Linked DNA regions of Homo sapiens: region 1 is linked to region 2. Evidence: chromatin loops called from intact Hi-C (ENCODE). Cell type or tissue: PC-9. All regions are shown on one strand. Each heading gives the region's core, and the rest is flanking DNA. Links, peaks and the distances in the headings are about the cores only.

Region 1 (16,400 bases), core at 9,893-13,892, 110 kb after region 2:
TGCCTATTTGGGGCTCTAGAAGAGGCAAAACTAATCTATGGGAGTTTGAGGATAATGTTCAGGATAATGGTTTACTTTTGGCAAGTGTTGTCTGAGAAGAGGCACTTGGGAGCCTTCTGGGGGCTGGAAATGTTCTGTATCTTGAGCTAGGTGGTGGGTACACAGGCATATGGCTTGTCAAAAATAATTGAGTTAGCCGGGCACAGTAGCTCATGCCTGTAATCCTAGCATTTTGGGAGGCCAAGGTGGGTGGATCACCTGAGGTCAGGAGTTTAAGACCAGCCTGGCCAACATGGTGAAACCCCTGTCTCTACTAAAAAAAATACATAAGATTAGCTGAGCATGGTGGTGGGCACCCGTAATCCCAGCTACTCGGGAGTCTGAGGCAGGAGAATCGCTTGAACACGGGAGGCAGAGTTTGCAGAGAGCCAAGATCACGCAACTGCACTCTAGCCTGGAGGACAGAGCAAGATTCCATCTTAAAAAAAAAAAAAAAGAAGGCCAGGAGTGGTGGCTCACACCTGTAATCCCAGCACTTTGGGAGGCCAAGGTAGGTGGATCACCAGAGGTTGGGAGTTAGAGACCAGCCTGACCAACATGGAGAAACCCTGTCTCTACTAAAAATACAAAATTAGCCGGGCATGGTGGCACATGCCTGTAATCCCAGCTACTCGGGAGGCTGAGGTAGGAGAATCGCTTGAACCCGGGAGGCAGAGTTTGCGGTGAGCCAAGATCGCGCAATTGCACTCCAGCCTGGGTGACGAGCGAAACTCCATCTCAAAAGAAAAAAAAAAAGAAATAAAGACATAAAAGATACTTGGGGCTGGGCACGGTGGCTCATGGCTTTAATTCCAGCACTTTGGGAAGCTGAGGTGGCTAGATCACTTGAGGTCAGGAGTTCAAGACCAGCCTGGCCAGCATGGTGAAACCCTACTAAAAGTATAAAAATTAGCCAGGAATGATGGCAGGCGCTAATCCCAGCTACTCAGGAGGCTGAGGCAGGAGAATCGCTTGAACCTGGGAAGTGAAGGTTGCAGTGAACTATGATTGCGCCACTGCACTCCAGCCTAAGCGACAAGAGCGAAACTCTGTCTCAAAAAAAAAAAAAAAAAAAGTTGAGTCATGTTGTGAATGTATTTAACACCACTGAGCCGTACACTTAAAAATGGTGAAGATGTTAGATTTTATGTTATATCTATTTTACCACCATACAAAAAAATTGAGTTATACCTTAAGGTTTGTGGACTTTATTACATGTCAGTTGCACTTCAACTGAAACATTTAGCACGATCGTTGCCCCTGGCTCCTGAGTAATTTTTTTCATTTTTCAGACATGAGGTCTCGCTCTGTCGCCCAGGCTGGAGTGCAGTGGCACAATCATAGCTCACTGCAGCCTCGAACTCCTGGGCTCAAGTGATATTCCCACATCAGCCTCCCAAGTAGCTGGGATGTCAGGCATAATAAGCTACTGCGCCCGTCCCCCCAAGTCATTGCAAATGTTCTTTGAAAATACCACCTTCAGGCCAGGCGCAGTTGCTCACGCCTTTAATCCCAGCACTTTGGGAGGCCAAGGCAGGCAGATAACTTGAGGTCAGGAGTTCAAGACCAGCCTGGCCAACACGGTGAAATCCTGTCTCTACTAAAAATACAAAAATGGGCTGGGCATGGTGGTGCATGCCTGTAGTCCCAGCTATTCAGGAGGCTGAAGCAGGAGAATTGCTTGAACCCGGGAGGTGGAGGTTGCAGTGAGCCGAGATTGCACCCGCAGCCTGGATGACAAAGCAAGACTCCATCTGAAAAAAAAAAAAAAAAAAGAAAATACCACCTTCAGTGGCCACATATTTTCCCATCCACGGATGTGTCCTGGTACCTTCATTCACTCTCAAATCTTTCCCCAGAATTGTGAGAACCACAGCCCCATGTCACAGCCCCAAGGTTGCAGACAAGGTCCCGACCCACGTTAAGACGCAAAATAATTTATTGGAAGGTTTTTCTTAGACCCCTGGGAAGGCTAGGAAACCTGGCTTGGAAAGAAGGAGGAGCTCAAGGAGGCAGGAAGCTGCCCCACAGCCTGGGTTACCCCAGGAATAGGCTGGTCTAGGGGCCGCTGTAACCACTGCTGACACTGTGGATGTCACCATCAGGGACAGTGCCACTCTGGGACGCTGCAGCCATAGCCACTGGGAAGAGGTCCCAGTGGGCCCGGATTCTTTGTGGAGGAATCTATAGGCCTGAGCTCTAGAGGCTGGGAAATGGAGGGGCAAGTCTCTGGTCCCCATGCTCAACAAGACCCCCTCAGTGGGGAATTCCTCATTGCAGAAGGGGCACCAGATGCAGGGCAGCTAAACAAGCAGCCAGGGATTCCTACCCCGAGAAATGTCCTCTAAGACAATAACAGCCAGTATTTGTTGAGCTCTCACTGGGTGCCAGGCCCCTGTGCCAAACTTCCTACATGGATTATCACAAAGAATACTCACATTAGCCCTGTGGGGTGGGGGTTATTATTATCTTGATTTTGCAGACAAGGAGGCAGGCACAGAGCAATTTGGCAACCTGCCCAGGACCACACGCATGAGGAGCAGGAGGCGGCATTGCATTGGGGGCACCTGTGTGCCAGGTCAGTGCAGGGCACTTTGCAGTCCTCTTAGGGCTGAGGGCCTTGGACACTCAGCACCATTTTCCCTGCTCTGTGGCTGCAGGGGGCTGCAGGGGCTGGAAGCCTGACAGCCACGTTTCCTTGAAGCCCCTGCAGCAGGGTTCTGGGTTACAGCCTGTCAGTCACGGGCATTTGCCTGACACCTGGAAGGCTGTGGGGAGGTGCAGTGGCAGGCAGGGGTGGGCTTTGCCAGATGTGACACTTTGCCAGTGACTTCTGGGGGTCTCCTGGGGCTGACCAGCCCCCCTCCGAGTGGTGCATGCTCCTGCAATTCCTCCAGTCCTAGTTTCTTTTCTTTCTTTTTCTTAAGACAGGGTCTCTTTCTGTCACCCAGGCTGGAGTGCAGTGGTGCAATCATGGCTCATTGCAGCCTTGACCTCCCAGGCTCAAGCAGTCCTCCTGCCCCAGCCTCTTGAGTAGCTGGGACCACAGGCGTGCACCACCATGCCAGGCTACAAATCCTAACTTCTGGACCAGGTGTGGCTGCCCCTCAGCTCTTTGGAAGGTTTTGCAAGCCTCAAATTCCCCGTGTTCAGTCCTTTCCTGCTTGAAATGCCATTTTCCCAACTGAACCTTGATGAGGCAGAGGTGTTAAGGCAAAGCAGCTGGGCCTATAGGCCTGAGCTCTAGAGGCTGGGGAATGGAGGAACAAGGCTCTGGTCCCCGCGCTCAACAAGACCCCCTCAATGGGGAATTCCACATTGCAGAAGGGACACCAGGTGTGGGGCAGCTCAACAAGCAGCCAGGGCCTCCTACCCCAAGAAATGTCCTTCTAGGATAATAGCCAGCATTTGCCAAGCACTCACCGGTGCCAAGCCCCTGTGCCAAGCACTCACCGGGTGCCAGGCCCCAGGAGGCTGAGGCAGGACTGGCTTTAGAACAGGAAAGCTGGGGGTGCGAGCCCGGCTCTGCCAGTTCTGTGGGTTTGTGGTTTTTTGGTCGCTTCATGTGCCTGAGTCTCATTTTCCTGTTTCCTCATTTGGAACAGGCAGTGGTGGCGTCTCTCATGGGGACGTGGAGATAAACCAGGGCGACATCGGGGACACACAAGCCCAGTGCCTGCGGCGATGGCCGATGAGGCGCTCTTTCCATTTCCTGGTAGCAGATGAGGAAAGTGAGGCTCAAAGAGGTGATGTCATTTGCCCCAAATCACACAGTTGGGAGGTGGTGGGGTGCGAATTCAAACCCAGGAGTGTGAAGCTTCCAGCTCGTCTGTTTCTCCCTGGCTGTGGGTCAGTGCCCTGTGGGAGGCCAGGATGCCGGTCAGGGACTGGCATGGCAGGGTGAGGGGAGCAGGGTGGGCCAGCCTGCCTCCCCTCCCTCTCCTGGGGCTGCTGCCCTGTGGAGTAGGGGACTGCCATGGCCCTCACCTGTCCACCTTGTCTCCTTGCCTGGGCCTTGTCAGCCCTGTGCACTCCACAGGGCAGGGACAGGGCCTGCTGTTGACAGAAGTTCAGAACAAGGCAGTGCTTGGCCCTGGGTCCTGCGCAGATCAGTGCTGGGGCTGGCCTGGGGCCCGAGCTCAAGCCTCCGAATCCCCTTGCCCAGGCTGGACTCTTGCTGCACCGGGGCAGGTTGGCAGAGGCCTGGAGGTTTTCTCTGGGCTGCAGGTTGAGGCACCTGGGCTTGCAGACGCACGTCTGGCGGTCCAGCTTCCTCCCTGGCAGCCTCTCTCCTGCGACAGCAATATGGTGGTCTGCAGCTTCAGGCCAGCTCCATTGCTGCCCATGAGGCTACCCCAGTGGAGAGAGGTCACCTTGCCTCAGGGTCCCAGCTGAAGTCCCCAGGCTGCATCTCATTGGCCAGGCTTGGTGATATGTTCATCCCTGACCAGTCGCAGTGCCCGGGGGGTGCGCCCTCTCATAGGCCAGCCATGGAGTAGGCTGGGGTCAGAAAAGGCCTCTCCTCCCTGAGCCACATGAACTGAGAATGGGGAGGTGACCTTTCCAAAGAGGGGGTAATGGACTCTAGGAGTCAGAAGTAGTGAATGACCCGGACGGGGAAACGCAGGCCCCACTGTCGCCAGCCCTGCTGATGGTGGCCATCCTTTCTTCCTCACCTTGGCAGCAGGAGCTGGATGGAGTCTGGGGAGGTGGCAGGTACAGGCTGGAGCTCAGAGTGTGAGAGACAGTTGAGGATGGAATGTTCTCTTGGAGAAGCGAGAATAATGTCTCCTCCCCTTCTCCAAACAGCAAGTGCCCGGCCCAGCCTCTGTCTCAGGAAACTCTCTAACAGCCAAGATCAGGGCCTTATGGAGAGCTGACCCAAGGCCAGGCACTATGTTGGACACATCTGATGAGTCACTTCACTTCAGCCTTGCCAAAGCTTCATGAGCACCCATTTCACAGATGAAGAAACGGAGGCTCAGAAAGACAAACGTTTCAGCCAATAAGTGGCTGAATCTATGCTCAAACCTAGGTCTGTGTGATCCCAGACCCTGAATTCTACAAGTCCACCAAAAACTCCTCTTTATCTTCTTTTATTTTTTATGTATTTATTTATTTTTAGACAGAGTCTCACTCTGTCGCTCAGGCTGGAGTGCAGTGGCGCGATCTCGGCTCCTCTCCGCCCCATGGGTTCAAGTGATTCTCTTGCCTCAGCCTCCCTAGTAGCTGGGACTAAAGACGCACGCCACCACACCCCGCTAATTTTTGTATTTTTAGTAGAGACGGGGTTTCACCATGTTGGCCAGGAGGTCTCACTCTCCTGACCTCGTGATCCACCCACCTCGGCCTCTCAAAGTGTTGGGAATACAGGCGTGAGCCACCGCACCAGCCTATCTTCTTTTAAAAACATCATCAGTCCACCCTGGGTAATATGGCAAAATCCCATCTCTACAGAAAATACAAAAATTACCCAGGCATGGTGGCACATGCCTGTGGTCCCAGCTTCTTGGGAAGCTGAGGTGGGACGATCACCTGAGCCCTGGAGGTTGAGGCTCCAATGAGCCATGGTCATGCCACTGCACCCCAGCCTAGGCAACAGAATGAGACCCTGACTCACGATACATAAATAACTAAAAATAGCCAGGCGGGCTGGGCGCGGTGGCTCATGCCTGTAATCCCAGCACTCTGGGAGGCCGAGGCAGGCAGATCACGAGGTCAGGAGATCGAGACCACCCTGGCTAACACGGTGAAACCCCGTCTCTACTAAAAATACAAAAAAATTAGCCAGGCGTGGTGACGGGCGCCTGTAGTCCCAGCCATTTGGGAGGCTGAGGCAGGAGAATGGCGTGAACCCGGGAGGCAGAGCTTGCAGTGAGCCAAGATTGTACCACTGCACTCCAGCCTGGGCGACAGAGAAAGACTCCGTCTCAAAAAAAAAAAAAATAAAATAAAATAAAATAAAATAAAAACACATAAAACATCATCAGTGTCTTGTTAAAGTAGTGCTGTTCTAGTTGTAAACGAGTTAGTGTGAGGTTGTGGGCCATGTCTGAGGCCTCAGCTCTCAGCCCAGGAAATAAGGCTGTTGTGAGTGAGTAAGGTGGGGGTGAAGGATGTGGGAGGGGGGCTCTACTTCCAAAGTTGCTGAGGCAGTGTTGAAGGCCGCAGGACACTTCCTCACCACTGTGGCCCAACTCTTCTTTCTCCCTCAAAACCCAGCTCGAAGGACACTTCCTCCCAGAAGTCTTCTCTGCTGTGCCTATAACCCTCCCCTGACCCCAGGAAGACACACACACACACACACACACACACACAACTTCTCTGTGTACTCCATCCCCTACGTTGTACTCATCAAAGCCCCAACCATAGTGTGTGTGTGTGGTGTGTATGGTGTGTATGGTGTGTATGGTGTGTGTGTGTGTGTGTGTGTGTGTGTGTGTGTCTGTCTGTCTGTCTCCTCGGTCAGACTGGGACAACCTGAGGGCAAGGAGAGGGAATTCCCTGATGCCCAAGGTGTGCCCCGTGTAGATCATGGTACAGAGTGGAGGCTCAGCAAACAGAGCATAAATGAATGAGTGAGTGAATGAATGCATGGAATCTTGGGGTGAGTTTCCCTGAAGACAGCCCCAGGGTGCTGTGGCTGTAGGAGCTGGACCGTCTAGTGCCTTGGTCTGGGGGTGGCTGAAGCTGGAGGAGGGAAAGAGGCCAGTCCTTTGCAGCTTCTGGAGGCCAGAGTCCAAGGTCAGCTTCTCTCAACAGGACCCCTCTGAACCCGGCTGACACCACGGCCTTTGGAAGCCATGTGGTCAGTAACACGCTGTCACCCTTACTGCAGTCTGTTCACCTGACCTAATGACTGGGAACCTCAGGTCTGTGACTCAATGCCCAGAATGCTGTCTGGTATGGGGGTATGGGTCACACCTGGCTCATCTCCAGGACAGCCCTGTTCTGCGTGTCTGCCAGCCAAGGGGTCACGTGCTAACCTGGCTGCCCCACTGGGGGTGGGAGGGGCAGCTTCAGGATGGGGCCGCATCAGGCCCCATCTCCCTACCAGGCCCGTCAGTGGGCACCCTGAGCCTCTCTCTCTCATTCCTTCTTTTGAGCCTGCAGCACTACTCCCCGACCAAAGCACACTTTCCCTTCTCGTCTGGAGGAGAGATGGGGCCTCGTGCCAGCTCTGCCCCTGCCTGACACACACGCTTGGCCCGTCACTGAGCCTCAGTTTCCCTCTCTGTATTTCTTGGCTGTGCAAAGGCAGTCGGGGGAGGCTGGCCCTTTAAGCTGGATGAGGCTGGTATTTTGTGTTTTTTTTTGAGACGAAGTCTCACTCTGTCACCCAGGCTGGAGTGCAATGGCGCGATCTTGGCTCACTGCAACCTCCGCCTCCTGGGTTCAAGTGATTCTCCTGCCTCAGCCTCCCAAGTAGCTGGGATTACAGGTGCCCACCACCACACTCAGCAAATTTTTTGTATTTTTAGTAGAGACGGGGTTTTGCCATGTTGGGCAGGCTGGTCTTGAACTCCTGACCTCAGGTGATCCGCCCGCCTTGGGAGGCTGGGTTTTTGAGCTTTGTGCTGTTGGGGCCCAGCCCTCAGGGCCGCGTGGGAACCCCCGGGGCGGGGTGTTCTATACCAGGAAGTAGGCAGAGGGCCAGCCCGAGGACAGTTCGTTTCTTGCCAGTCCCCTGACCTCTCTTGGCACACAGCCTGTGGCAGCAGCAGGTTGAAGCCAGACGCTGCTCAGACCTCACACCACGTCGTTTGCCCAACCCAGAGAAAGCTCTGTCCCCGGCTTCTGGCTCCTTCTCTGCCAGGACTCACTGGGTGTGATGAGTTGGTCTTGGGGCACTGTCTGGGCACAGCCTGTTTGCCCAACATGGCCTCCTGGGCTCCATGCTTCCGCAGGTGGGAGGGGTCTGGACTGGCCCAGGGGCTCTGACAGCGGCTGGCAACCTGAGGTTTTGACTTCAGGGTGACCTGAATCCTGCCGCATTATGGAGGCTGGAGTCTCTGGGGGCTGCTTTCCCAGAGAAGAAGCTCCTTCCCCATCAGCCTGACATTGGCTCCAAGGACTCCATGTGGCTGGAGGGCTCAGGGCTAAGGGGAGGGAAGCCCCGGGATGGCAGTGAGGGGTGAGGGAAGATTTGGGAGGTGACATCTACAAAGAGACCTGAGCGGGTGGGGCAAAGAGGGGGTCCCAGGCAGAGGGAGAAGCAAGTGCAAAGACCTTCATAACCCAGGGGAGCGCTGAGACCACCGACCAGCAGCACCCCCACTTCTTCAAGCCACCACTCCTCAGGGCCTCCCAGGGGTCCCCAGCCTGGAGCACCCCATGTGGTAGAGCTGGTAGGCTGGGGGACACTGGGGACTGCTGTCCCACTTGGAGCCTCGGGCTACTCCGCCCAGGAGCAGCGATGTGGAACCTTGTTGGATTTTCATGTTCCCAAACATCCAGGAGACACACAGTTGTGAGTTTCCAGCCAGGCGATCTCTAAGGCCAGAGCAGCCCTTGTGGGTGTCAGTGAGGAAGGGCAGAAAGACTCTGGCCTCAAGCTCAGCTCCCTGCTGCAGGGAGTTGAACGCCCCTTTGGTGAGTGGCTCTAGCTAAACAAACACGTGTTATCATCTGTCAATAGCGGCCACCTCCTTGCTGGCTGGGCTGCTGCTGGCTCAAAGCCCAGAGCAGCCCTTCCGGGGCACTGCCTGCCACAGCCAACAGTCAGGGAAGGGCAGCTACTGCCCTGGGTTCAAGCCCGGGCTACCCCTGCTCCTGCTCACTGTGTGTCCCCAAGCAAGTCACTGTCCCTGCCTCTCTGTACAGTGGGAGGCCTGGATCTCTCTGCTCTGGGAAGACACCCAGCCCTGGAATGGTTGGGCCACACTTGGGGCTGGGGGCCAGGAGGAAGTTGGAGGGCTGGGCTGGGGCTGGGGCTGATTAGTTGAAGCCAGTAGAAAAGTACAGGCTTTGCTATTAGATTCCAGGAAATAACAAAAGCTGCTAACAGTTACCGAATGCTTACCACGCACCCGACGTGGTGCTCACGCATCTTTTGCTGTTTTATTTCATCCTTAGTGAGTTGGGTACTATTATCATCTCCATTTTACAGAGCAGAAACTAAGGCTCAGATAGGAGACGCTGCAAAATCAGGAGGTGGTGAAGACAGAATGTGCCCCTAGGGTGCTGATCAGGGCCCTCACCTAGAGGCAGATGCCCCCATCTCCTAAGGTCAATGGTCCTCAGCTATCATCCCTTTTTTTTGTTTTTTGAGGTGGAGTCTCGCTTTGTCGCCCAGGCTGGAGTACACGATCTGGGCTCACTGTAAGCTCCGCCTGCCGGGTTCACACCATTCTCTTGCCTCAGCCTCCTGAGGAGCTGGGACTACAGGCGGCCGCCACCACGCCTGGCAAATTTTTTGTATTTTTAGTAGAGACAGGGTTTCACCATGTTAGCCAGGATGGTCTCGATCTCCTACCCGCCTCAGCCTCCCAAAGTGCTGGGATTATAGGCATGAGCCACCACGTCCGGCCAGCTATCATCCCCTTTTAAACTTTCTGGACTGGCCACGCTGAACTTCTCACCCTCCTTTCCATAAGACACCCTGTCCTTCCATGTCTCCAGGACTTTGCAGGTGTCCACCGCCTCTGCCCTTTGGGCTTATGAACTCCTATTCATCTCTCAGGACCCTTCTTAATTTTACCTCCTCCATGAAGCCTGCTTTGCTTGGTTCCCCAGCAGAAACAGGGGGCACTCTCCTTGGTCCTCCTGCCACGCTTCTTCCACACATGCATCCTGGCAATTACCACATTTTACTGATGTTCGTGTGTGTTTCCCTGGAGGGAAAGGAGTGGGTTTCAATCACCCCCATATCCCCTGTGCCTTTTGAGTGACCAGCCGTTATTCGGCACTCAAATAGGGAAGGCTGTCAGGGGAGCAGCTGACTGCAGAGAGACTGCCTTGGAAGGAGGAGAGGCCCGGGGGTGGAGCGGAGGTTTCGGGTAAACAGAGGCGGCCTGACTGACAGAGGGGCATCAGCCAGGGGAAAATAGAACCGGGATCCAGGATCGTCTGAGTACGCAGCTGAGCTGGAGAAGGTTGTAATGAAGGCAGTTTGAGCAGGTGTCAGCTGAGGAGGGCAGAGGTTAGGGGCAGAGCAGGGCGCATGAGGTGTCTGGGGTGCACCCACAGACTGTTGAGGCAGGACACGGGTACCAACTGACTTGGGTGCCAGACCCATGTGAAGGGCACGATGGGCACTCTCCTGCTGAATCCTCAACAAACCCAGAGCGCTTTCACTCCCTCTGCTTTACAAGTTACAAATCTGAGGTTTGGGAACAAGTGAGGCAGGGCAGGTGCCCCCCAACCTTGCCCCAGGCCAAGTGGGTGCCTGAGTCAACTCTGGTCCACTTGGATGACAGTCATGTGCCACCACACCTAGCTCAGCCTCCCCAGCTTGCCGCTTACCGCAGAAGAAAAACATGGTTTGACTAGCAAGAGGAGGAAATTAGAGTTTTGTGTATAGAAGAGTCACTCTGGGCCGGGCGCAGTGGCTCACACCTGTAATCCCAGCACTTTGAGAGGCCAAGGTGGGTGGATCACTTGAGGTCAGGAGTTTGAGACCAGCCTGGCCAACACGGTGAAACCCTTTCTCTACTAAAAGCATAAAAATTAGCCGGGTGTAGTGGCAGGCGCCTGTAATTCCAGCTACTCGGGAGGTTGAGGCATGAGAATCGCTTGAACCCAGGAGGTGGAGGTTGCAATGAGCCAAGATCGTGCCACTGCACTCCAGCCTGGGCGACAGAGTGAGACTCTGTCTCAAAAAAAAAAAAAAAAAAAAAAAGGAAAAAGAAGAGTCACTCTGGAGAACAGCTAAGTCCAAGACTCCTGGCCTGTAGCTTCCAGTCACGTTCTATCAGTGCTCAACTTGCCATCCCCACTGAGGCTGGTGTGATGAAATCAAAATTACCTGACCCCGGCCTGCTGCTCAGGGAGTAACCACACTCATGAAGAGTGGCAAAAGTGTAACGTGCTTTGCAGACGTGCTTATGAGATGTAAATTGCCTTTCGGTAAATAGAACCCTGCTTCCCATTCATGTAATTATAGCTTCCAGCCTCTGCCCCATGAGAGAAAACACTTGTCCTGAGGGGAATCACAGTAATAATTTAGAGAATAACACAAGAAACCTTCTCCTCATCAAATGCAGTTATTCCTTTGCCCCGGATGACATTTCTGTCAAGTCGCTATTAAAATCACCAAGTCCAGGCTGGGCATGCTGGCTCACACCTGTAATCCCAGAAGTTTGAGAGGCCGAGGTGGGTGGATCACTTGAGGTCACGAGTTCAAGACCAGCCTAGGGAACATGGTGAGACCCCGGCCCCCACCCCCATCTCTACTAAAAATACAGAAAATTAGCTGGGTGTGGTGGTCTGTGCCTGTGGTCCCAGCTACTTGGGAGACTGAGGTGGGAGGATCGCCTGAACCCAGGAGGTCGAGGCTGCAGTGAGCCAAGATTTCACCACTGCACTCCAATCTTGGGCAACAAAGCAAGACCTTGTCTCAAAAAAAAAAAAAAAAGAAAGAAAGACAGGAAAAACAAAACAAAACGAAAAAAACACTAATCGTCAAGTCCAGCAGCCTGCCTGGCTGGAGGAAACCTCGGACTTCCTTTGCTGTCTCTAGGCATGCTCCGCTCCCCTCCAGTTTGACTCACCCTTTCAGATAACAAGAGGCCTGCCCCCATGGAGTGCCTGAGGGCCAGCAAACACCTGTGGCTTCCTAGGAGCCCGTGCTTTGGGCAGTGGCACCTCTCCCACTTTTCAAGCTCCCTAAGCATATTTGACAGTGGGCGTGGATCACCCCACTTATCTGGGGCATAATCTTTAGACAGACTTCTCCTGGCCCCACATAACTGCATGGAAAGTGGGTAGAAAGCAATGATTCCTATTTTTCGCCCATAGGGATTCTTTTTTTTTTTTTTTTTTTTTTGAGACAGAGTCTCGCTCTGTCACCAGGCTGGAGTGCAGTGGCGTGATCTCGGCTCACTGGAACCTCCGCCTCCCAAGTTCAAGCGATTCTCCTGCCTCAGCCTCCCAAGTAGCTGGGACTGCAGGCGTGTGCCACCACACCTGGCTAATTTTTTGTATTTTTAGTAGAGACAGGGTTTCACCGTGTTAGCCAGTTTGGTCTCGATCTCCTGACCTCATGATCTGCCTGCCTCGGCCTCCCAAAGTGCTGGGATTACAGGCGTGAGCCACCGTGCCCGGCCTTTTTTTTCTTTTAAAGAGATGGATCGGTCTTGCTATGTTGCCCAGGCTGGACTCCTGGGCTCAAGTGATCCTCCAGCCTCAGCCTCCCAAGTAGACCCACAGGAATGCCGAGGAGACAGAGACTTTCAGAATCACCCTGGCAAAGGTGGGGCTGCGCAGCTGGGGCTGGGGGTCTCTGGAACACTGGCAGCTCTGTGGTCCTTACCTGTGCTCTCTAGATATTTGAGATGAGCCTGGGCAATATAGGGAGAAGCCCGTTTCTACAAAAAGTAAAAAAATTAGTGGGGCATGGTGGTGCGCACCTGTTGTTCCAGCTACTCAGCAGGAGGCTGAGGCAGGAGGATTGCTCAGGTCTGGGAGGTCAAGGCTACAGTGAGGCATGGTCACACCACCGTACTCCAGCCCGGGTGACAGAGTGAAACCCTGTCTCAAAAAAACAAAACAAAAACAAAAAACAAGCTGGTGCCTTGGAGCCTGGGGTTAATGTCTGCCTCTGTCACTTGCCACCAGCTGCACAATCTCAGGCAGGCCGATTTCCTTGTTTATTAAGGCCCCAGAGCACCACCACCCTGAGTGGGGTATTCCCCGTTCGTTTCCCCACAGGCCCAGTTTCTGTATGGCTCCCTGTATGGAGTGTGGTAGCCCCCCAAGGCATGTTGCTTTGTTCCCTGAGCCCCAGAAGCCTGCACTCACTGGAAGTCCACTGGAGGCCCACCATGAAGGTTGTCTGCCATCCTCTTGGGTGACCCATGCCATGATTTCTCACAACTGTGACCACTCCACTACCAGGGTCCCGACTAGGACCTTGTTCTCACAGGAAAGTGTGGCCCCTCCAGAGCTCTGAGCGCCTGTTCTCCGCCTGCCCTCCACACTTGCTTACTGCTCCAATGCTTGGCAGTCCTCTGCCCACAGGGAGCCTCCAGGATTCAAACACCTCCACCTTCACCTGTCTAGTGACCCACTCAGCTCACAGACTTGCCTTTTCTTCCCTAACCTGCAGGTATGCACGGCTTCTCATGCAACCCCTTCTCCTGCCAACCTGAACCCTAGGGCCCCCAGCCCTGCTGTCTTCTGTGGTCTCCACCTGGGTAAAGGCCCACGTGTGCCTGAGAGGCTCACACCTGTGCAGGGAAGTGCTGGCCACCAGCCTGGGCTCAGGACACTGACCTGGTACCTTGAAAGTGATGAGTAGATATTTCTTTAATGAATGATAACTAGGTTTCTACAGTCAGCATGCTTTCCCATTCTCAATTTCAAACCTCCTTCTTACTCCTCAAACCTCCTGGCCCTCCTGTCTTCACTCTCATCTGCCTCCTACTTACCAGACAAGAGAAAACCTCACTCTGGACTGGCTCCCTCACCACATCCCAAATCCTCTTTTCCTCCTGGAAGGAAGACGGATCTACTCTCTGAAGACCCCCCTGAGGCCCTACTCCAAGTAACTCCTTCACTTTCTTTCTCAGAACACACTTACTATGCAAGCTCCCCGCCTCCAAGATTCAACTTGGGTCTCCTATTAATGAAATGAACCTCCTCCCTTCCCAGTGGTCATCCTCTCTCGTTCCTCCTTCACAAACTTTGCCTCCACCCTCTCAACCCATCCGGCTCTTCCTTGAAGCACTGACCTAAGCTCAGCTCTCCGAAGTCGAGGACCAACAGCGGGGGAGCAGCCTTTCCTGCCGCCCCCAGGCCTCAGTGAGGGTGGGTGCAGGGGCTGCCCTCAGCCAGCTCCCTAGGCTAGCTCACTGCTGTGGTCTGAGCATGGCCCCAGGTTCATGCTGGAAACTCAGCCCCCAGTGCAACAGTGTGTTGAGAAGTGGGGTCTAAGAGGCAATTCGGTCATGAAGGCCCTGCCTCATGAATGAATGGATTAATGCCATTATCGTGGGAGTGGGCTCCCAATAGAAGTCAAGCCCCTTCCCCTCTCTGCAGCACGGGACGATGCAGCAGAAAGGTCTTCCTCGCCAGAATCGGCCCCTCCATCTTGAACTTCCCAGCCTCCAGAACCATGAACCAAACAAACGTCTATTGGTTCTAAATTGCCCAGTCTGTGATATTGTGATAGCAGTACAAAGAGACCAAGACACCCACTCTCATGGCTTTGATTTTACCCCACATTGAAGATTCAAATCTTGTTCCCTGCTCCAAACCCCAAGAACGTACTAGGTGCTCAAACAACACGGAAGTGCACCTTCACTCCTGCCACACTGGGCCCCAGCTGCTCAGGGCCTCACACTGGTTCCAGCGGTCTGGTGTGCCTGAGCAGGCCCAGCAGCGCTCTGCCTCCCTTCAGCCAGAGTAGACTCAACAAGGTGGGCTGCCCCAAAAAGACCTAAGTCACTGTTTACTGCAAGTCAGCTGAAAACCCCACAAACCTGGCAAGGAGGACGCGGGATCTGGCAACAGATCTGGCTTTTTCAGAACATTACCAAAGCAATCTCTACGGGCCTGCGTCTGTCTTCTGTCCTCCAGATTAGCAGCTTTACAACAGTTTCCATGAATATGTGTTAAGCTTAACGGCCTGGGAGAAAATAAGTGGCAGATGGTGGAGGCAGTGTTAGTGAGCGACCCCCTTTCCCAGTCTTGGCCATTCACACACACTGCCCCTAGCAATCCCTGGTACCCTTTTGGAAGAATCCAAATTTACTTTTCAGCCGGGCATGGTGGCTCATGCCTGTAATCCCAGCACTTTGGGAGGCTGAGATGGGCAGATCACTTGAGGTCAGGAGTTCAAGACCAGCCTGGCCAACATGGTTAAACTCCATCTCTACCAAAAATACAAAAATTAACCCAGCATGGTGGCGGGCGCCTGTAGTCCCAGCTACTTGGGAGGCTGATGCAGGAGAACCGCTTGAACCTGGGAGGTGGAGGTTGCAGTGAGTCAAGATTGTGCCACTGCACTTCAGCCTGGGCAACAGAGTGAGACTCCGTCTCTAAATCAATAAATTTCCTTTTCCCCTGGGCTCTATCATTAGCAAACACAAGTAATGCCCATGTGCTCTAGGACATCAGGGAGGGAGTAAACCTCACCTTCCTTTGCATGCGAGGGTCACACGTGCCATAGTCACAGGGAGTGCCCTGGAGCTGGCAACTTGCTTGTACTCTGCTCTGGGTGCGACTGGGTTCTGCAGCAGAGTACGCAACGGTGCAGCAGGTCAGTGACAGAAAGTTGACATTTGAGAAACGAGTCACACAAGGGCTCCCGGCAAGTTAGCTACCATTGGCTATTGGAAGAGTAGAGAGAAAACCTGAGATGCTGAACAAGACTCCTAAGTACTTAACAGACATGCCACGCTTAGCCTTTTTCTATACTGGGAACCCAAGTTTGGGTGGATACTTCAATCAATTAGGAAAAATCAATAATCAATACTTGACTAGTCCCGTGTGTGCAGCACTCACCCAGATTATCCTCATGAGTGAATGCAGCTCAACCAGAAACTTAACTGATGACGGGACCAGGCGTCCACACTGATCTCCGGCACAGAATGATGCTGGGTGCCAGGAAAGAGATGTGGAGATTAAGCAGCTTGCTCAGGGATACTCAGATGTTGCAGGTTTCCTCTCTCCTGTACAGTCATATTTCAACAGTAAATGGGTGAAAAAAGGACCCAGGCCAGTCATGAGTATGCTAACTTTGACCAATACGGAGAGGGGGGAAAAAAACAACTCCAAGTAATCAGGAACTATTAATGCATTTGGGTTGCAAAAGCCTTCGATGTTATTGTGCTCCATGTTGAGGGCAAACATTTCTTGGGTTCAAGGACTAGGAAGGTATGTAGTTTAGTCTCCCTACTAAAAGAAGAATGTATGTTTACCCTCTCTTCTCTTAAAAATGAGTGGCACCAGACACAAGAGACCAGGGCCCAGAGAACTCAACACTCACAGGTATTGAAAAGCTTTAGAAATTGATTTTACAAATTGTTTTACATGAAAATTTTGTGGAGAAAGTCACCACTTTGATCTTTTTTTTTTCTTTTCAGATACAGTGAACACCGGCCAAATTGTTTTAATTTCCGAATTTATTAAAATGATTAACCTCAATACTGCAAGTGCATGTACAAAATATTTGTAAAAAATGTTTTTAATGAAACGTT
Region 2 (4,000 bases), core at 1-4,000:
AGGCCCTCTTCTGAGTGGTGGCCAAGGGACTGGGGAGGGAGAGTGAGCCCAGACCTGAGCTCAGGGAGGGGAGCACAGCTTCTGGATGAAAGTTTGGCCGGGATTTTCTGGCCACCTCCACCTGGTGAATCCAGCAGCTGGTGGCCGATGGAGTTTGGGGCAGCAGGTGGGGCCCTCAACTGTTGAGACAACCTCAACTGCACCCCACTCCCGTTCCTCTGCGCCCAGCCTTCCTGCAGGAGGAGGTGCGGCGGGCTGGGCTGGTCCTGCCCCCGCCAAAGGGGAGGCTGCCGGCACCCCCACCCCGGGACCTGCTGCGCATCCAGGAGGAGACGGAGCGCCTGGCCCAGGAGCTGCGGGATGTGCGGGGCAACCAGCAGGCCCTGCGGGCCCAGCTGCACCAGCTGCAGCTCCACGCCGCCGTGCTACGCCAGGGCCATGAACCTCAGGTCAGCTCCCACCCAGGCAGGAGACTGGGGGGCTGGGGAGGGGCTGTCCAGCCTAGGGCTCATGGTGCTTCTGGGTTCCTAGCTGGCAGCCGCCCACACAGATGGGGCCTCAGAGAGGACGCCCCTGCTCCAGGCCCCCGGGGGGCCGCACCAGGACCTGAGGGTCAAGTGAGTGAGGGATGACCTCATGCCCTTTCTGGCCAGCCCAGAACCCCTGGCCAGTCGCTGGGCTGGGCCAGGCTGAGCTCCGACTCCTTGTCCAGTGCTCTCCCCAGGCTGGCCCCGCCTCCTCCTTCAGGCCCGGAACTTCCCACAGTCCCAAGCCCTAGCCCTAGGGGGTTCTCCTCTTCTGGTCCTGCCCGGGAGGCCTCCTGCCTTCCCCTGTGGGCAGGGCCAGTGTGCCCAATTGCCCGATTGCCCGTGCTGGGCAGGGTCCTGCCCGGGGGGCCTGGTGGGGGAGGCAGGGCAGGAGGTTGGAGCAGCCCTGCCCAGCCCCGTGGCCGCCAGCTTTGTGGCAGGTGCCGTGGAGCCCCACAAGGCCCCTGCCCTAGAGCGCCTGCTCTGGAGGGCCTGCCGCGGCTTCCTCATTGCCAGCTTCAGGGAGCTGGAGCAGCCGCTGGAGCACCCCGTGACGGTGAGCAGCTGGCGCTGGGCTGGGGGGTCCTGGGCAGAGCGGGACCCCAGAGTCAGCTGAGCCTGCTCTGCAGGGCGAGCCAGCCACGTGGATGACCTTCCTCATCTCCTACTGGGGTGAGCAGATCGGACAGAAGATCCGCAAGATCACGGACTGGTGAGTCACTGGGAACACCCGCCCCACCGCCCTGCTCCCCAGGCCCCTGCTGTCACCTCCCAGCCCGCCCTATCGTGACTCCTCCCCATGAGCTCCCTTCAGACTCAGAGTCTCGTAGCTGTGTCCTTCTGGCCCCTCACGCAGCGCATCCTCCCTCCAGCTTCCACTGCCACGTCTTCCCGTTTCTGCAGCAGGAGGAGGCCCGCCTCGGGGCCCTGCAGCAGCTGCAACAGCAGAGCCAGGAGCTGCAGGAGGTGGGTGCCCCCGGCCTTCCGGAGGCGGGTGTAGGAGGTGGGTGCCCCCGGCCTCCCGGAGGTGGGTGCAGGAGGTGGGTGCCCTGGCCTGGCCTCCAGGAGGTGGGTGCAGGAGGTGGGTGCCCTGGCCTGGCCTCCAGGAGGTGGGTGCAGGAGGTGGGTGCCCCCGGCCCAGCCACCCCACCTGCCTGCCCAGCCCCCGCTGACTGCCCACTCTGGCGCAGGTCCTCGGGGAGACAGAGCGGTTCCTGAGCCAGGTGCTAGGCCGGGTGCTGCAGCTGCTGCCGCCAGGGCAGGTGCAGGTCCACAAGATGAAGGCCGTGTACCTGGCCCTGAACCAGTGCAGCGTGAGCACCACGCACAAGTGCCTCATTGCCGAGGCCTGGTGCTCTGTGCGAGACCTGCCCGCCCTGCAGGAGGCCCTGCGGGACAGCTCGGTGAGCAGCCTGAGGCCTCGCCCCCTCTCCGCCCGCCCCTCCTACCAGGCCGGGGCGTTTCTGCCTCACTTCCAGCCTCTGGCTCCCTGCACCTGGGCTTTGCCTAGGGGCTCCTTCTCCTCCCAGCCTCCTCCATGGCCCACCGCTTCCAGGGAGTCTGCCCTGATGGCCCTGGCCCAGCAAGCCCTACCCTGACTTTCCTAAGTCCCTGGAGGCTGCACAGGATAGTTTTAAAGTCAGAAGCCTCATTCCAATCCAGGCCCCCCTGTGACCTTAGGCCTGCTCATGGTCTGTGGAACCGGTGTGATGCCCCTGCCTCCGGGGGTCACCCGCCGCGCACAGCAGGTGCTTGCGGGTGAGGCTGGGCTCCTTCTCCTGGGCCGTCCCTAGGAGGCAGCATGCTTGCCTTTCCCAAGCAATTGCCAATCCATGTGGTGTCTTTGGGCCCCCACCAGGGCAGAGCAGGGCTGATCATCTCACGTCAGAGAGAGGGGAAGGGGCTGCCCAGTGAGCCCCCACAGGGCTCTACATCTCCAGCTGGGCCTGGCTGGAGATCCCAGGGTCCCTGAAGGCCCCCGCCACCGTTCTGGTCTGTCTCTGCCCTGGCACCCAGATGGAGGAGGGAGTGAGTGCCGTGGCTCACCGCATCCCCTGCCGGGACATGCCCCCCACACTCATCCGCACCAACCGCTTCACGGCCAGCTTCCAGGGCATCGTGGATGCCTACGGCGTGGGCCGCTACCAGGAGGTCAACCCCGGTGAGAGCCACGGCATCCTTACCCGTGTCCTGGGAGGCTCAGCTGCCCCACTGGGTGGGTGTGAGCCTGAGGGGGAGGTATCTCCATCCTGGGCCTGGCCTGCCCTCCTGGGATGAGGGGCACACATCCCATCACTCTCAAGGGGCTGTTGGGCTCTGCAGCCAGTGTGAGGCTTTATGTCGGCCCCCAGCCAACTCCCCCTTGTTGAGTTTACAAGGGAGCCGGCACGGGCTTGTGCAAAGAACAGAGGCTGTGCGGTGGGCATGGCCCAGGTTGGAAGCCCATCTCGCCTACTTTGAGACATTTCTTAGCTTCTCTGAGCCTCAGCTGCCTCACCTGCAAAATGGAAATAATAGCGCAAACCTCAGAGGAATGTTGGGAAGCTTAGTGACTGTTGGAGACTGCAAGCTGGAGCCAGGGGCAGCCTTTGGTGTGGTTGCTTTGGTTGCACAGCTTTTTTTTTTTTTTTGAGATAGAGTCTTGCTCAGTTGCCCAGGCTGGAGTGCAATGGCATGATCTCGGCTCACTGAAACCTCCGCCTCCCAGGTTCAAGCGATTCTCCTGCCTCAGCCTCCCAAGTAGCTGGGATTACAGGCACGCACCACCACGCCTGGCTAATTTCATATTTTTAGTAGAGATGGGGTTTCACCATGTTGGTCAGGCTGGTCTTGAACCCCCGACCTCACGTGATCCACCCACACAGGCCGTTGGGGGCCCAAGCACCCTGACTCTTGCCCACTGGATGAGGCAGGGCCCCTCCCTGTCCTGTGACCAAGTCCCCTCCCGACATGGGCTCCACCACATCACACCCATGCTATGGGCCGGGCCCCCACTCAGTGTCACTGGGGGCACTGGGGGGTTTGCTGCTTCTGCAGGGCCAGTGTCCTGGGGCTGGATCTGGGCCCCAACAGGATTCCCCTGCACGTGGGCAGAGGCTGGTGCAGCTAGAGCATCACCTGGAGGCCCGTGGCAGATAGAATGCTGCCAGCTCAAAGCACCAGCCGTCGGGGCAGCGTGTTTGCCAGGGAAGCTGTAACAAAGTGCCACCGGCTACTGGCTTAAGGGGCAGACACGGTCCCACAGTCCTGGAGGCTGGAAGTCCAAGACCAAGGTGTCAGCAGGGGCCGGGGGCACTGGCTGATGCCTGTGATCTCAGCACTTTGGGAGGCTGTGGTGGGAGGAGGATCTCTGGAGTCCAGGAGTTCGAGACCAGCCTGGGCAACATAGCAAGCCCTTGTATCTTAAAAAAATAAAAGATGATGAGGTGTTGTCAGCAGGAGTGGCTCCTTCTGAGGCTGTCCAGGAAGATCTG

Evidence for each region. Hi-C counts contacts between places; a loop is a spot of excess contacts. Peaks named below come from ENCODE experiments on the same cell type or tissue, not always from the same donor. Only the 100,000 strongest peaks of a DNase experiment are listed, where the experiment ranks them.
Region 1: a loop joins it to region 2, with 1.8 times the contacts of the local background. A loop is called at or near these places in 1 of 110 quality-filtered maps.

What each region holds. Positions count from the first base shown.
Region 1 is chr11:68,138,556-68,154,955 of GRCh38, forward strand. It overlaps KMT5B (lysine methyltransferase 5B), which reads right to left. Exons shown (of 11, transcript NM_017635.5): 11 at 16,308-16,400. Among named protein-coding and RNA genes, the nearest start is that of CHKA-DT, 25 kb to the left of the region's middle. RefSeq lists a silencer at 1,557-1,757. In PC-9, for the core only: no CTCF peak of the experiment used is centred there; DNase peaks (open chromatin) are centred at 10,484 and 11,766; H3K27ac peaks cover 1,890 bases.
Region 2 is chr11:68,042,415-68,046,414 of GRCh38, forward strand. TCIRG1 (T cell immune regulator 1, ATPase H+ transporting V0 subunit a3) reads left to right here. Exons shown (of 20, transcript NM_006019.4): 4 at 229-449; 5 at 532-617; 6 at 957-1,083; 7 at 1,157-1,239; 8 at 1,400-1,493; 9 at 1,718-1,930; 10 at 2,544-2,688. MIR6753 (microRNA 6753) reads left to right here and starts at 2,380; the gene lies at 2,380-2,543. In PC-9, for the core only: a CTCF peak has its summit at 2,300 (motif pointing right); a DNase peak (open chromatin) is centred at 1,247; H3K4me3 peaks cover 326 bases; H3K27ac peaks cover 725 bases.